Regions from separate parts of the Mus musculus genome. Here region 1 is linked to region 2. A link is a contact called in ENCODE POLR2A ChIA-PET data. All regions are on one chromosome and are shown on one strand. The core of a region is the stretch at or near the end of the contact, and the rest is flanking DNA. Distances in the headings are between cores, read along the strand shown.

Region 1 (4,679 bases), core at 1,469-3,968, 83 kb after region 2:
TGAAGGACAGGAGCTATGTATCTCCCAGGGTGAAGTCTGCGCACTGGTTGGTTAGTTCAGTCACCAGTGTCCATCAAGGCTGCCTGCTGACTAGGCGACCTACCTCATCCTCAACCTTGAACCAGCGGCCCTTTTCAGATCTCCAGCTTCTCCTAAACAACTGTAGGACTGCGGCGGAGCCTGGCTTGTGACTCACTCAGCATTCTAGCCCTGCCACTCAGTAGCTGACAGGCTTCAGGAATACCCATCATCTCTGGGCTCTGGGCTCTGATTCTGGTATTCTGGGCTCTGATTCTGTCTGCTGCTCTAGAGGAGATGCTGATGGTCTCCATGGTCTCCGAGGGCTTGCACTGGTGTTGAGTCATCAATGTGTGACAAGGACAGACCTATGTTGAAGGATAGCACTGCTTGCCCGCTCCTTGTGGGCTGGGAGCTGCATGCGTGGACAGGTCTCACTAATTAGCTTCCAGAAAACGCCTCAACTAGTAGTTAGCCTTCTCCTCCCTACCCCAAGCCTCCCTAAGACCAGATACTGATTTGCTACAGTGGGTGGAGGGGTCAGTATCTGGCAGGAGCACAACACGGCTAAGTGGTCAAGCCCTAGGTAGCCTCTTAGGCTGGCCTGGGGTGGTAGAAGAAAGGGTGATGCCCTTTTTTCACAATCAGCAATCTCGTGTTCTCTGTAGAGGCTGGCAGACCAAGGATCAACCAGCAGCTGTTTGGAAGGAGGAAATGGCTGCCCACTTTGTTCCAACAACCTCTAAGGGACTGTAGGGCTTTGACTGGCCAGCCCCCAGTGAGCTAAGTACACCCAAGCAAGAAATACCGGGCAGTCTAGTGTCTAGCACTCAACCACACACCCTCTCAACCCTGGGAAGCCTTGGCCCCCGGAGATTTTGAAGCCCTTTGCTAGTGGGAGCCTCACCCTGGGAGTAAGACAACGGAGTGAAGGTAGGATTCCAGGTAGGGCAAGATGGTAAACATTGGGAAAACTGAAGTGGGGGTGGGAACACTTTGTCAGGAGACACTTCCTGTCTCATTCAGTAGGTTCAATCATTAATTTCTTCCTAATCGCCTGGACAAGACCTTACGCCAAGAAGCTCAGTGTATACTTGAACAATGGTACATTTTAAAACTGAAAAGCAAAAGCATGGGGCCGTTAAGATTACAGACAGAGCTTTCCTTCTAGAGCCGACATAGAAGATAAGCTCGGATCCGTGCACAGACCAAGCAAGTAAGGACTTGTCGCAAAACACTACAAATGGACCCTAGAGCGTCAGAATGAACCCCCAGAGTAAATACTGAGGATGGCAAAGTTCAACATCTTTTGAATTGGGCATTAAAGGAAGGACATACTATAGAGCTCTTAACTCGACGCTTCTCTGCCTTGGAAGTGAAGAAAGAAACTGGGCCCCTACTCCAGACCCATTTTCAGGCATGACTTGAAAAATGAACTAACAGAGCAAGGAAAAGATCCTTTTGAAAGAATTCAAAACCCCTAAGGTGGCAGTGACGCTGACCACTGAGTGACCTTGGACAAGTCACTTTTCCTTTGCTTTGTTCATCAATCAAAATAGTGAGAGGGAAAATCCTCACTGGGTACAGAGATGAAATATGAATGACCATCCTAGTACCTGGCCTACTGTGGACACTCAACATTGTACATTGGTTGAATGAAAAATGATGCGAAGAGAAAGCTATTAACAAGACTATATAGAACCATGGCCGTGGTTAATTTAGCACTGACGTACAAACTACTCAGAGGGCTTCAAAGACAGGCTCATCTGTGCACTTTTAAAACCATGGCTACATAGAAGGAAGCTTGCTGCGTCAAGCAAGAAGAGCACTTTTGAGGACCTTTTGGTCCTCCTGTCAGGTGGCATCCTAATCCCCTGTTAGCGGGCACTATTGTTAAACACATTTTCCAGATGAAAAAGCTGACCTCTTGAAGTGGTGACTTGCTCAACTCCACAAGGCTGGTAGGTGATCTTAGGCTATTAACCAGGTGGTCAGACCTGGGCGCCTTACCAGTGTTACTTTCATTCTTTCCAGGTGGCTGAGAAGGTGGTCAAAAGAAACGTGGGGGCAGAAGGTTCTGAAACCTCTAAGACCGTGCCATCTTCGTCTGGGGGTTTTGGAGGTCGCCACTGATTCGCAGACAGGATTCCCACGCCAGCCTCTTCGCTGGACTTAGAGCAAGCGGAGCTAGAGTAGAGCCCTCTGGGAAGTTAGATCGGTGTCGGGTCAACCTATTGCCAGTTCCAGGAGACCCCAATCGGGATCCGGCGGCCAAGACGCCTACTGTAACCTCTCTCGGGCTTTGGGAAAAGGGCGAGCGCAGCTCTGGGCTCCTGCCCTGAAAGTGATCACAAAGGCCAAGCGGAGGTGACTGGCTGGCTAAGAGATTGAGAGAGGATATCTTGGCCGAAGTTACAGGACGACATCCCCACCACAGTGAGCCCCAGGGCTCAAAGGTGGCGACTGACAGAGAGAAGCCCCTAAGTGGATCTAGGATGTGAGACCCAGCGGATTCCCAGCTGCGACCGTCGGCCCGCGCGCTCCCACGCACAGCTGAGCCGGACCGTGGCCTACCTACCTGGTTGCCTTAGCTGCCCGAGGCAGGCGGAACGCAGCCGGGAGCCTGGCCGGGCCACCTGGATCACGGCCACAGTTCCTCAGAGAAAGTGCTCCGAGCCCCTTCAACAGCCAATCCTCGGTCACAGCCTTAGAGCGAGAAGCCGAGCCAACTTCGCCAAATCGAACGCGGAGCCTTCGCGGACCAATCAGCTGCTGCAGGGGGGAGGGGCGTGCCTTATCCCTCCCTTTTCCCGTGCCCGCCTCCAAACCCAGTGCGGAGATTCCTTGAGTCCAATCATCTAGGGAGTATCGGCGAGGGGCGTGTCCTCCGGGTCCTCCCCATCCTCCCAGCTCACCTGCCCTCCCCACGCCTGGAGGCGCCCCCTTGATTGACGTCAGTCCCAGGGGCGGGCTCTGCTTTGCGGGCACGCAGGCGGGGCGGGGTCGCATTCCTGACACGGGGTGCGGCTGGAGACCGCGGGCCCTGCAGGGTACACGTGACAAGTGCCCCTTTTCTCTGGGTCGAGTCCAACGCACGTGGCGTAGGGTTTCACTGTTAAGATCCTCATAACCTACAGTTCCTAAAACTCCCTTCACCTCCCGGGCCTCCTGGGCCTGCATTCAGAATGATTTACAAATCTTGTAGCGACTGTGCCAGTTTGGTTACCTAAGGAGAACTTAACAGCTCTTTGGACATCTTTCACTGAGACCCTTTCCAGTTCAGTTTCCTTGACGGGCTGTAAGAGAACTGCAACCCTTACCTTGAGGTAGTTAACAGCCTAGCGACAGAGGCTAACACTGAACCACCACTTGGTATGTGACTACAATCATGATCACATGAAGTTGAAAGAAGGTAAAGAGGAAGGAAGCATCTTTGAGAGGTCCTGGAAGCCACAAGAAGGAGCATAACCAGTAAAGAAAGGAGCTAACGTTTTTAGAACGAGGAAGAATGGGCCTGGGCAGAATAAAGGAAGAGAGGGAAGAAAGCACGCTGGAGCCAGGACGGCTTTTCTCCAGAGGGATAAAATAAGGCCTGGAGATCCGCTATAAATAGCAAGGTAGCCATGGTGGGAGGATGTAGGTAGGCAGTGACGTTTGCATTTGCCCCTCTGAGGCTCTATAAGCAAGGAAATAGAGTGATTTGTACTTATGAATAGGCATTCTGCGGTCTTTACAAGTCTTTACAGAGTGACTATAATGTGGTCAGCCCTTTACAAGGGTTAATTTATTCCCCACCACCAACAACAACAACCGTGGCGTGGCACTAAATTTGCATTTTCAGAAGGTCTCACCAGTTCCAAGGAAGCCGGGTTGGAAAGGACAAATGACTGCAGGGGATCTGTGAGGCTCTTTTTTAGTTCTTCACTGCTGTGAGCATGCTGAGAAAATGCTCCGTCCCTGAGCTACTGTGTGCCACTTCTTGTCTGTCTATCTGTCCGGCTGCCTTTCTGTTTCACTGAGATGGGTTTTACTTTGTAGTTCAGACTGGCCTGGAATTTCCATCCTCCTGGCTCAGCCTCTTGAGTGCTGGCATAATAGAGCTGTACCACCAGGTCCAGCTGTCAACCTGGAGGGATGTTGATTTCCTTCATCCGGGGCTTGTGCTCCTGTCCAGAAATGTCCGGAGGGATGCCTGTCTGGGCAGCAGGTGCAAGCAGAAAGTTTTCCTGACTTCCCTCACGTCAAAGCTGACCTTCTAAGTTTAGTTTCTCTTCTATAAAACTCCCAGGTAGGGAGGAGATGAAGGGGGCTGGAGGGAAGGCTCAGTGGTTAAGGAGCACTTAACCAGCACCCACAGGGCAGCTCACAAGCTTCTGTAACTCCAGCTTCAGAGGATCTGATGCCCCTCTCTGTCTCTGAGGGTACCAAGCACACACCCGGTGCATATATACTCAAGCAAAAAATACACGTAAAGAGAAACTTCAAAATGTTCCATCAGCTTCGTGGGATTCTTTTTGCAGGGTAAAGGGGAATTTTTTATTCTTCCTCATCCTGGTGACTAGTTCCTCCTTGTCCCTCTGCACAGCACCACACGACAAAAGAATATGTCTCAAAGGGTTTGTTTACTTTTTTTTTAAGTCCTGGGGAAATGAAGAGAGAAT
Region 2 (5,071 bases), core at 1,227-3,726:
AGCCGCCATGTGGTTGCTGGGAATTGAACTCAGGACCTCTGGAAGAAGTCAGTGCTCTTAACCGCCGAGCCATCTCTCCAGCCCAGAGTCCCTGACTTTTTACAAAGGTGGAGGAGTGGACAATAGTTCACTGCCAGGCAAGAAGGGAACTGTAGTAGGCTCGCCAGAGGAGGTGGCACTTAGAGCTGTACGATCAGGCAACTGGGAGGGATAGTGGTATGTTGGACCATTCTCTCCTGTCCAAGGCTCAGGCTTTGGCACTCGGACTTGAGAGTAGGATTAAGCTGGAGATAGCTCTTCCACCCCAGGATACCACAGCCCAGGCCCATGTGCCAACAGTCCTGTTTCCTCCCGCACAGCTACTGAGCACTCCCCTGCATGTGGCCGTCCGTACTGGACACGTGGAGATTGTGGAACATTTTCTTTCCCTGGGCTTGGATATCAATGCCAAAGACAGAGTGAGTCCTTGCTTGCTCCCCTGCTCAGCCAATATGGGTGTAACAGCAGCCTACCAGGCTGCCAAGGGCGAGTAGTCCTTCCTTACAGGACCCTAGGGTGTCTGCTTCTGAGCAAGGTCTTTAGCCCCATCTCCTATCACCCTACCCACCCACTGACCTCAAGGGTTACCTGTGTGCTACACTGATTCTAGGAAGGGGACAGTGCCCTACATGATGCCGTGAGACTCAACCGCTACAAAATCATCAAACTGCTGCTCTTGCATGGGGCGGACATGATGGCTAAGAACCTGGTGAGTCTGTTCCTCGGGCTTGGTGGTTTGGGGTGCCCTTGCATGGTGGATGTTCTGCAGAGGCCATGGGGCAGCCACAGCCTAGGTACTCATGTCATTGGCGCTTGGCTACACCATCCTAATCCCAGGTCTCCCTTCATGTGTCAAGGCCCAAAGCATAAGTTTAGAGAAACAATAAGAGAGGTAATGGGAGGACTTCCCCAAGGTTCCCAGATAGGTGAAGGGGATCGCAGTGCCCAGGCCCAATCCATGGAGGGCCAGTGGAAAGGGAATCAAATTACTTGGTTGGTGTGGCCATTCTAGCACCTCATGTTGGTTCGTGGTAGGTCTCAGACTTTCTATGAATAGATGTCCTCTGGCCCAAGCCTATCTATTGGTTCACAGAACAATCACAGGAGAGGGGCATGGAAAAGTTCTTCTGGCACAGGAAAGCATAGGGACATTGAGGGAAGCAAGAGCACATGGAGAGGGTGTGGATGGTCTTAGCCTTGCAGACACTGGGGCTGGACGATTCATAATGAAGGGACTTTCCTGTGCACTGTCCCAGCATCTCAGGTCTCTGCCCACTAGATAGCAGTAGCAACCATAACCTCTAGTTGTGAAATGCAAGATGGCTTTACCCCTGGGCATTTGCCTCTAGCTGAGAACCACTGGTACAGCTGAAGACAATTTCGGGTGGACTGCTCAAATCTGAGTATGTCTACTTCTATTTTCTCCAGGCGGGAAAGACCCCCACGGACCTGGTCCAGCTCTGGCAAGCAGACACCCGGCATGCCCTGGAGCATCCCGAGCCAGAATCAGAGCAGAACGGACTGGAGAGGCCTGGGAGTGGCCGTGAGACACCTCAGCCTATACCAGCCCAGTAAATACCTACCCGGAGCTGGGCACCCAACCCCCTACTATGAGCTGCCTGCAGCCAGTCTAGCAGGAACACCCCTAGATGCAACACAATAAAGTGCTGGCTTTGCTATTTGTGGCGTTTGTCTCTGTTCGTGCTCCAAACACGTAAGAGCAAAGACTGGATGCTAGAGTGAGCTTGGGAACGCAGGAAATGTGGAGTCCCTTGGGTCCTGAATTAGTAGGTCTCCCGACGCTGGCCTGGCCTTGCTTTGTCCCTCTCATCCTGCTTTTCTTTCCTAATCCCTGGGGCCGCGATTGTGGTATGTTTCACACTGTGGCATACTCATCTTCTGCTCCTATCTTCAAGACTGTTCCATGGAGCTGTGTGTCCCTGTGTGGCCAGCAGAGGGCTAACACGTGACGGCCCTTGGCAGCCACTTGTAGACAGGAGGAGTGATTTTTCACAACTGCTTCTGGAAGAGCAAGTGGTTGGCTACAGTAGGGCGGGGCCAGGCCAGCTCAACCAATCAGTTCCGTCATGTTCAGCCAGCCTGGAAACGGAGGGTGTGCGTGTTGGGGTCGGGGGTAAGGGTGGGGTGGGTGGCTCCAGGCCCTGGCGCTGGGTAAAGAGGTCCCTGTCAGAGACTGTTTTTAGTGTTGAAACCCCAAGGGCCAGCTCTCTTTTAGGCCGTAATTGTGGCGTTTCTCCAGCGGCTTTCCAGCAGGGAAGAAAGCCGGCCTGGAGACTCTCTAGACCCGCCCCCGACCTGGGACACCCAGTGCAAAGCTGCACGCTCCCAAGCCATGCCCACAGGTTGTGGTGGGAACACAAAATTTTAACTGTGTATGTAGATCATTAACAGAGCGGGGAGGAAGGAGTCCAAACTCAGTTCCCCTGTGGTCACAGACAGCTGAGGCTCCAGACCTCCCGCAGAAATGCTGGGCCCCCAAATTTGGGCCTCCATGAGGCAGGGTCTGAGCAGGGGCTTGTCTAGGAATGTGAAGGGCAAGAAGGTAGACATTGCCGGCATCTACCCACCCGTGACCACCCCATTCACCGCCACCGCAGAGGTAGACTATGGGAAACTGGAAGAGAACCTGAACAGACTGGCCACCTTCCCCTTTCGAGGTAAGAGGGAAGTTGGGGAGCCAGATCCAGGAGGGTGGGGAGCTGTGGGGAAGCTCTGGCACTTTGGACAGAGCCTCACCTGCCTTTGTTTCCCCATCTGGGAAGGGCTAAGGCACCTTCTTTACTCCCAGGGTTATTGTAGTGAAAACATGGGGCAGTGAATGGGGGCATCCTTGTCTCTCAGGCCCGCTTGCTGATGGGAAGGCGCTAGCCAGGTCACACAGGAGGGCAGCCTGTTTTCAGCCTCCTTCCCCCTGGAGCCTGCCTGGGGGCTCAATGTGCTGGATCCTCTGATCCACCTCTTGTTTTAACCTGGGTCCTCTCCTTGAGGCCACGGACTACATCCTATGTGAGATTCATCTGCCTCACAGACATAGGTCCAGTAAGAGAAGGTAGAAAAGGGCAGTCCCCTGCCCTGCTCCATCCCATTCCACCCACCCAGAGCAATTCCTGGTCAGTGCTGTCAATGACACCATCTTGTAGGAGGGAACGTGGGCTCCCAGAGATGTGGTCACTGTCTAAAGCCACTCAGCTAACACATAGCTGAGCTGAGACTTGAACTGCTGACTAGAAGCTCTGTTCTGCCCACTGATTCTAAGTTGTGGGATCTATCTAAGACTATCCCTACAAATGTCGTTTGGTGGGTACCAGCTTGGAAAATGGCTTCCCTCTGACTGAGAAGAAGGTACAAGCTAGCAGCTAGGATAGTGGACTCTAGTTTCCAGTTGCAGTTTTGCCAGTGGTCTTACTCCGTGGGATACTCTAGCCCTGTTTCCCCATATGACACACGGGAGTGATAATGCTCTTGCTGTGGGGCAGCCAGAAGAAGAATCTGGAAGAATGTGAAGAAAAAGAATGGTATAGATTCTATAGTGCTATAGATTGGAAGGGATAGACTCTTGGGAAGTCTCAAACCCTGGGAGAACTATCTGAAGGATCTATTTAATATATCAAAGCGGACCTGGCTGCCAGGTTCTCCCAGCCTCCTTCAGTCCCTACCTGTTACAGGTATGGCTGGCATACCCCACCCTCTAGTTCCCTCTTTCCCCAACTCTCCAGCTCGGGGGCTGGGCTGCCCTATCCCAGAGGCTCTTCTCTGTAGAGTGCAGCCATTTTGGTTATCCACCCCTTTCTTTTACATCTTGGCCCCTGCACCTGATTCCCTTCCCTCCCATCCCCCGTCCCCTCCTTCCTCTCCTCAGTGGCTCAGGGTCCTGGTCACTCTGGACTCTCCCAGATGTTTCTGCCTCTGGCTATGCTCTCCCTTTGACCTACAATGAACTTTTCCCTCCACCACACCTAGGAGCAGTCATGCCCTTTTTCAGTTTTTATTTTTTTTTTTATTTTTTCATTCAACACTGTAGCAAAACTGCTTGGTGCTTGGTGACAGTGACCACTGGCCCAGGTGAGCCCACTTCATAGCTCAGGACCCAGATGATGTTTGTGAAGGGACAGTGGCCTTTGGGTGCACGTTCTGAGTGAGCAGGGGATAGCATGGCTACTAGAACTTGCTTATGCTGGCCTGGAGGGATAACCCTTAGCTTCAAATTGAACACTGTGCTTCAGCTTAAAGATCAAGGACACTTAGTGTAGGGGCCAGAAGACTGGCTTCTGTATCCATTGTGTTTCTGAAATCCTGTATTTAGGATTTCACAGAGATCTCCACAGTTGTCTTTGAATTCCCCCTTTGTCTCTCTAACTCATGCAACCAGCATCGGGTGCCCTGGGCAGGTTTGTTGTTTGGTTGGTTGGTAGAGGGAAGGATTTGGCTTCTGGGTTCCTGATGCTGTCTGATTCCTCCATTCACCACATAGCAGGAGATTGGGGCTTTGGGAGGAAGGCGACCAATCTCTGAAGTTGGAAGACTCCTCCTCTGGCTATTATAGCAACTGAGAAATCACACTCAGGCTGGAGAGATGGCTCAGACATTAAAGGCTAGGCTCACAACCAAAAATATAAGAGAAATCACACTCCCTCTGTAGTCCAGTTTCCTTACTTGAGAATAGGAGCTAAGCCCTCAGGATCTTAGCCAGTGGCTCAGTATAATTCCCCCAAGATAGGCAGCCAAGATAGGCTGGCACAGAGGACGAAGAGTCAGGGGTGTCTTTTCAAGGTTCTTGCACTTAGCCAAACATTGATATTTCTCTTTCTGGAATAGACCTTGCAATCTTAACACTCAGGAGAAGATAAAGACAGTTGCCAAATGCTATTGCTACTTTGTATCAGTGTGGGTAACAAGCCCTCCAAAGAGGTGGGAACCTGCCCTTGGTGCTTCAATGAACACAGAATATTCTTGAAGGCTTAGTCTGAGACTGTGAAGTTATTTGTTTTGATTTGTTTTTTTTTGAGACGGG

Evidence for each region. ChIA-PET counts read pairs that join two places held with the same protein, here RNA polymerase II (POLR2A).
Region 1: POLR2A ChIA-PET joins it to region 2 with 25 read pairs in Patski. The contact joins the promoter of Avpi1 here to the promoter of Hoga1 in region 2. POLR2A ChIA-PET finds 5 or more read pairs at or near these places in 2 of 5 experiments (Patski and embryonic stem cell).

Annotation. Positions count from the first base shown.
Region 1 is chr19:42,126,275-42,130,953 of GRCm38, forward strand. Avpi1 (arginine vasopressin-induced 1) reads right to left here and starts at 2,719. Exons shown (of 3, transcript NM_027106.4): 1 at 2,597-2,719.
Region 2 is chr19:42,043,394-42,048,464 of GRCm38, forward strand. It overlaps Hoga1 (4-hydroxy-2-oxoglutarate aldolase 1), which reads left to right and starts at 2,477. Exons shown (of 7, transcript NM_026152.2): 1 at 2,477-2,717. The coding sequence starts at 2,525. Ankrd2 (ankyrin repeat domain 2 (stretch responsive muscle)) reads left to right here. Exons shown (of 9, transcript NM_020033.2): 7 at 360-458; 8 at 650-748; 9 at 1,468-1,717. The coding sequence ends at 1,614.